Linked DNA regions of Homo sapiens: region 1 is linked to region 2. A link is a contact called in ENCODE Hi-C or POLR2A ChIA-PET data. All regions are on one chromosome and are shown on one strand. Each heading gives the region's core, a stretch centred on a gene start or an enhancer-like site at or near the end of the contact. The rest is flanking DNA. Distances are from core to core; before and after follow the strand shown. Region 1 holds the start of ZSCAN16-AS1 (ZSCAN16 antisense RNA 1). Region 2 holds the start of H3C1 (H3 clustered histone 1).

Evidence for each region. Hi-C counts contacts between places; a loop is a spot of excess contacts on that map. ChIA-PET counts read pairs that join two places held with the same protein, here RNA polymerase II (POLR2A). Pooled maps may share reads with other maps.
Region 1: a pooled map shows a loop between it and region 2 (7-fold over the local background). The contact joins the promoter of ZSCAN16-AS1 here to the promoter of H3C1 in region 2. A Hi-C loop is called at or near these places in 2 of 37 single-sample maps with no recorded cell type and 9 of 50 pooled maps. POLR2A ChIA-PET finds 5 or more read pairs at or near these places in 5 of 52 experiments (BJ, CD4-positive, alpha-beta T cell, activated B cell and 2 more).

The regions. Positions count from the first base shown.
Region 1 is chr6:28,135,808-28,138,778 of GRCh38, forward strand. It overlaps ZSCAN16-AS1 (ZSCAN16 antisense RNA 1), which reads right to left and starts at 1,509. Exons shown (of 2, transcript NR_103456.1): 1 at 938-1,509. RefSeq lists an enhancer at 1,680-1,869.
Region 2 is chr6:26,019,195-26,021,958 of GRCh38, forward strand. It overlaps H3C1 (H3 clustered histone 1), which reads left to right and starts at 1,257. Exons shown (of 1, transcript NM_003529.3): 1 at 1,257-1,764. The coding sequence starts at 1,296. The coding sequence ends at 1,706. H4C1 (H4 clustered histone 1) reads left to right here and starts at 2,455. Exons shown (of 1, transcript NM_003538.4): 1 at 2,455-2,764. The coding sequence starts at 2,485. RefSeq lists enhancers at 769-1,585, 1,586-2,402, 1,920-2,019, 2,050-2,099, 2,403-2,764 and 1 more.

The DNA of each region.
Region 1 (2,971 bases), core at 259-2,758, 2.1 Mb after region 2:
ACTTAACGTACATTTTGGAGATGAAAATATAATCTTGCTCATTGTTGTAGATTCCTAAATTCTGCTTGAAAAGATGTTTCTGTATTAGGTTAAACAAATGAAATCCCTGTTTTTGTGGGTCAAAATGGTTAAATACCAGAAATGTAAAATGATTTAACCTAATAGAAACAAATAACGACAGAGAAGAATCAGAGGAATGATACAGGAGAAGGGACGTTGAAATGGGGCTTATTTATTAAAATGAAAATTTTTATTGTTCTCCTTAAATCTCTGTGGAAGCCACCCTTATCAAAAAAAAAAAAAAAAACCCTTTGTTGAAAGGCAAATTGCCAACAAACCCGATGAGATTCAGAACACTGCTGCAATAACATATCTCTGTAGAAACTTATACTTCCATCTGGATAGCAAATTTCCTAAGCTGATAAAACCAGGTTATCAATGAAAGGCCAGAGTACAGAATTTAAAGGAAGAATGCCTGGGTATGAATCTTTGTTCTGCCAGTTACTAGTTATATGACCTTGGCTAATACATTTTTCTCTCTGTGCCTCAGGTTCCCCATCTGTAAAACAGTATTATAATGATATCTACCTCATAAAGTAGGAATTAAATGAGTGACCAAATGTGAAGGGTTTAGAACAGTGGCTGGCCCATAATGTTAAAGTCTTAGCCCCTAACAGCGCACTTAGATCTTTTTGTTAGCATTAAATTCAGCATTTTCTTCCTATCAAAGCTGCTTAAATCAGTTAACTGGCATTTGATCTTCGTGGGCTCATTGTATTGTTGCTGTTGTGTATCTTTTTAAATAATACTCGTAATCTTAACAATTAGCATAATTTTGAACCGCTCCCTAATACCTAACCCCAATCCCAAACCGGACGGTCGAGCCTATCCACCGGCAGAGAACACCACCCAATCTCGCCCTCACTCTGACACTCACCGGCCAGACCTTTTCTTCCGTCCGTTTTCTGCCTCTGGCCCAGGGCCCAGCTCACGTAGCGTTTTCGGGGGCTGTTTGGGAACCGTTAGCAACCGGAAGTGGCTAGAGGTCGCGAGAGAACTGAAAAAGGGGACCGGCCTTTCCCGGCTGCCTAAGCACTTGGGTTCCGGCCTGGAAGGAGGCCCAGGGCTCCCACAAAGAGAAATAAGGGACCTATTTGGATGGATCCCAAGAAACACTGTCTGGCATCTGATTTGAACGAGGCTCGGCGCAGCCGGGCCCTTTTCGCAAAGTAGGCCCACTGCAGACCTGTGGGAACCTCCGGGATGCCTGGGGACCCGCATCTGCCGCTACCCGCAATTTCCTATCCCGACCCTCTCTGCAGTTGTCGACCCCGGCCGGCGGCTTTGAGCGTGGGGTCCCGCAGACCCTGGCACCTAGGGGGCCGAAGCCGAGGGATCTTGGGGTAGAAGAGCGGTCCTACAGAGCTGCCGCTTCGAAAGAGCCCCCAATCGACCGCTGATGGGGAATGGAGGATTTTGCTGTTTTATTGCAGCCCGCCCCCGGAGAAAGGCGGGCTCGGACGTTCTTGACTTTAGGATAGACTGGGGAGGGGTGCCGAGGAGCGTTCTTCCCTTTACGTCTCGCGGTCGCAGACTGTATTTGCTGGTGCCCTGCTCACTGTGATCTCGCAGGACCTTGCGGACTTACGGAGACGAAAAGTGGCCTACTTTGAGCTTCTCTGATCCTTAGGGGAAATGAGTGTCCAAAGAGAAATAGGTGCAGAGTGCCGGCACTAGAATTCTTTAAACCTGGATTCAAATTCTGACTCCACCACTCTCCAGTTAGGACTGAGGGCAATTTATTTTTAACTTCTCCAAGCCTCTGTTTACTCGTTTATGTAACTCAGGCTAATAACGTAGTGTCTATTTCATAGGGTGGCTTTGACTATTAAGTGTGAGAGTGCATGTAAGAACAGTCTAAGGGAATTTCCCTGCCTTTCCCCTTGTCTGCTGTCACTCTCATCCGTGTTAGACAAATGGAATTAATTAACCAACTTCCGCTTTTCTGAAGCACGGGTAAAGAGTGAAGTGCAGGACTTGGGTAAAGGAAAAACCAAGAAGGATGCAAAAGATGGATGGTCATTGTGAGATCCACAGAGGTGCTCATCCCAGCACTTTCACCTCACTTGGCATCTGTCACATGGTGGGTGCTTGATAAGTACATGGGTGAATGAGGACCTACCTAAGCAGAAGGAATTATTGAATAAGACTAGAATTGCAGGGAGAGGATGAATCAGATTGATTAGCTACTTGACAAAAAAAGGCAAACCACTCTTCCTGTCAGAAATGTATGGCACATCTGCATATTTCAAGGGCTGCCACTTACTGCAACTGGGAAGGAGATCTCAGAACCGACACCTCAACTATGGAAGCTTTAATCTATTGACAGCAAATGCAACATAGCAAGTAATATAAGACAGAATGTGATCAGTGCAAAATCGAATAATAAAGTCTTGAGAGGGGGTTATTAGAATAATAGACGAGTGTTTAGATTGAGTAGTGAGCAATGAGATAAGTCCTTTGACTTGGGGGTACAGGGGAATTATGACCAGGGGTATGGGATAGGGAGAAGGTCATTCTGGAAGGCAATAAAAGGCAGACAGGACGCTAGTGGTAGAAAAAAAGGAAAACACTTGTTTATCAATGTAAATCAATGGCGGAAGAATTACATATGACATATGCTATTGAGGAATACCTTTCAACCGTTCAAATGACAAAAGGAGTGTCAGAACAATATATATTCCATTTTTGTTGAAAAAATTTGTTTATATAGATATAATTTGTGGGGTATTTGTACAAGAAAAGGATGCACTCCAAACTTAACAGTGATTACCCCATATTGAAAATTGTGAAACTTTTACCCTACTTGCAAGCTAACAATTTAACTTGCCACAGTTTTATGGATACTAACAGAAGACACTGGACTCCTGCGTCAGAGACAGAAGACTTTATTACTTAATAACACAGGCAT
Region 2 (2,764 bases), core at 7-2,506:
GTTATGAAACACAGGTATACAAAATTGGAAGATTTTTGTAAGTAAACCCTTTGTGAAAGATATAAACCTTTCTTAGTGTAATAAGCGAGGTATCTGAAAAAACGCAACTTTTGAAAAGGAAATACTCCTAATTATCTGATTCAGGAGTTTCCACTTTAAATAATGGGTTCTGCCTCCCTTTTTTCTATTGGGTTAAACTGGTTTCAAATAAAATGGGAACGCTCCATGCAAATGAAGGATGATAGATCTGCTTTCTAAATGGCTGTTCAAGAAAATAGCCTAAACCAATCAAAAGATAGAATGTGGCCTGTCTCTTGTGAATTTAAAAAGGTCACAATCCACTTTTCAGTGTTTTGAGATTTTCAAAATGATTGCATTAGCTCTTGGCAATGCTAAATTATGTTCCTTGCGAACCACTATCCAGTTTCTCTTGGGCCAAGTCCACCTCCTGCTCCGCAAGAGGAACAACTCCCAGCTGGTGGTACCTGGCGGCAGTGCTGGAGAAACGCCATTTTGTGACTGGCAGAGTACACCTAGGCTTTAGAAAACAAAAGCTGCAGAACGCTGCAAGTTTAGGATTCAAAGAGCATAATCAAGAGAAAGACGTCTCATAGAAAATGTTTCTGAGTAATAGTGTAATCCTACTATGTTTGAGATGCTTTGTAGATTTCAATAACACTCCTAAGTCAATTAAAGCATTACAAAGGAATCCAATTCTTGTGAAAGGTTTCAGAAATTCCCGTAAAGGGTACATTTCCGGAGAGGAGGTGAGCAGTATTCCCTCTTTTTTTTTTTTTTTTTTTTTTTCCTAAAGAGCTGAAGGTTATACGGAATTGGGGAATTATAATACCTTTGGAATCAATGCCTTGTTTTATGGAAAATAAACACAGCCTTCAGGTTATGAAAACCAGATGTAGAAGAGGACAAGTTTAAAAAATTAAAGTCCAAGCCGGCGCAGTGGGGCTCCCCTGTAATCCCAGCTACTCTGGATGCTGAGGCGGGAAGATCCTTTGAGCCCAAGTTTAAGACCAGCTTGGGGAACAAAGCAAAAGTAAAATAAAATAATAGTAGTAATAAAATACCACTTAAATAATCATCTGTAGAGTTGGAATAGAATATAGTAGCCGGTGAAACTGCACGATTGTTGCTGGCTTAAAGATAGACCAATCAGAGTGTGTAACGTCATATTTAGCGTCTTCTATCATCCAATCACTGCACTTTACACACTATAAATAGAGCAGCTCATGGGCGTATTTGCGCTAGTGTTGGGTGTTCCGCTGTGCTGTTTTTCCGTCATGGCTCGCACTAAGCAAACTGCTCGGAAGTCTACTGGTGGCAAGGCGCCACGCAAACAGTTGGCCACTAAGGCAGCCCGCAAAAGCGCTCCGGCCACCGGCGGCGTGAAAAAGCCCCACCGCTACCGGCCGGGCACCGTGGCTCTGCGCGAGATCCGCCGTTATCAGAAGTCCACTGAACTGCTTATTCGTAAACTACCTTTCCAGCGCCTGGTGCGCGAGATTGCGCAGGACTTTAAAACAGACCTGCGTTTCCAGAGCTCCGCTGTGATGGCTCTGCAGGAGGCGTGCGAGGCCTACTTGGTAGGGCTATTTGAGGACACTAACCTGTGCGCCATCCACGCCAAGCGCGTCACTATCATGCCCAAGGACATCCAGCTCGCCCGCCGCATCCGCGGAGAGAGGGCGTGATTACTGTGGTCTCTCTGACGGTCCAAGCAAAGGCTCTTTTCAGAGCCACCACCTTTTCAAGTAAAGTAGCTGTAAGAAACCAATTTAAGACAAAAGGGAATGCATTGGGAGCACTTTTCGTTTTAATGCTACTGAAGGCTTCAAAACCAATCGATTTCGGCCGGTCGCGGTGACTCACGCCTGTAATTCAAGCACTTTGAGAGGCTGAGGCGGGCGGATTACCAGAAATCAGGAGTTCGGGATCAGCCTGGCCAACATGGCCGAATCCCGTCTCTACGAAAAATACAAAAACACGCCGGGCGCGACGGCGAGCGCTTGTAATCCCAGCTACACTCTGAAGGCTGAGGCAGGAGAAACACTTGAACCTGAGAGGCAGAGGTTTCAGTGAATCGAGATGGCTCTAATGTACTCCAGTCTGGGCGACAGAGAGATTCGGTTAAAAAAAAAGTTCGACTTAAAATAATTCTGGAGTCAGAATGGGTTTACATTTAATTCTTAACCCAGTTCCTCAAAGCCTGTAGCTCTGTTAAGAAAATAAAGGCCATTGGTCAAGCCTGCTTGGTCCCACCCTCATCTCCCCACCCTCCCCCAATCGCTGCTCCCGCCATTTCCTGGGGCTTGGAGGAGGGGTTAAAGGAGCGGACTGTAGGCGTCACATTTCCCGCCTGCGCGCTTTTCAGTCTCAGTGTCCGCTGGAGGTGGGGGCAGGGGTAACGTAGATATATAAAGATCGGTTTCCTATTCTCTCACTTGCTCTTGGTTCACTTCTTGGGAAGTCATGTCTGGACGTGGTAAGGGCGGGAAGGGTTTGGGTAAGGGGGGTGCCAAGCGCCACCGCAAGGTGTTGCGTGACAACATCCAGGGCATCACCAAGCCGGCCATCCGGCGTCTGGCCCGGCGTGGCGGTGTGAAGCGGATCTCTGGTCTGATCTACGAGGAGACTCGCGGGGTGCTCAAGGTGTTTTTGGAGAACGTGATCCGTGACGCTGTCACCTATACGGAGCACGCCAAGCGCAAGACAGTCACTGCCATGGACGTGGTCTACGCGCTTAAGCGCC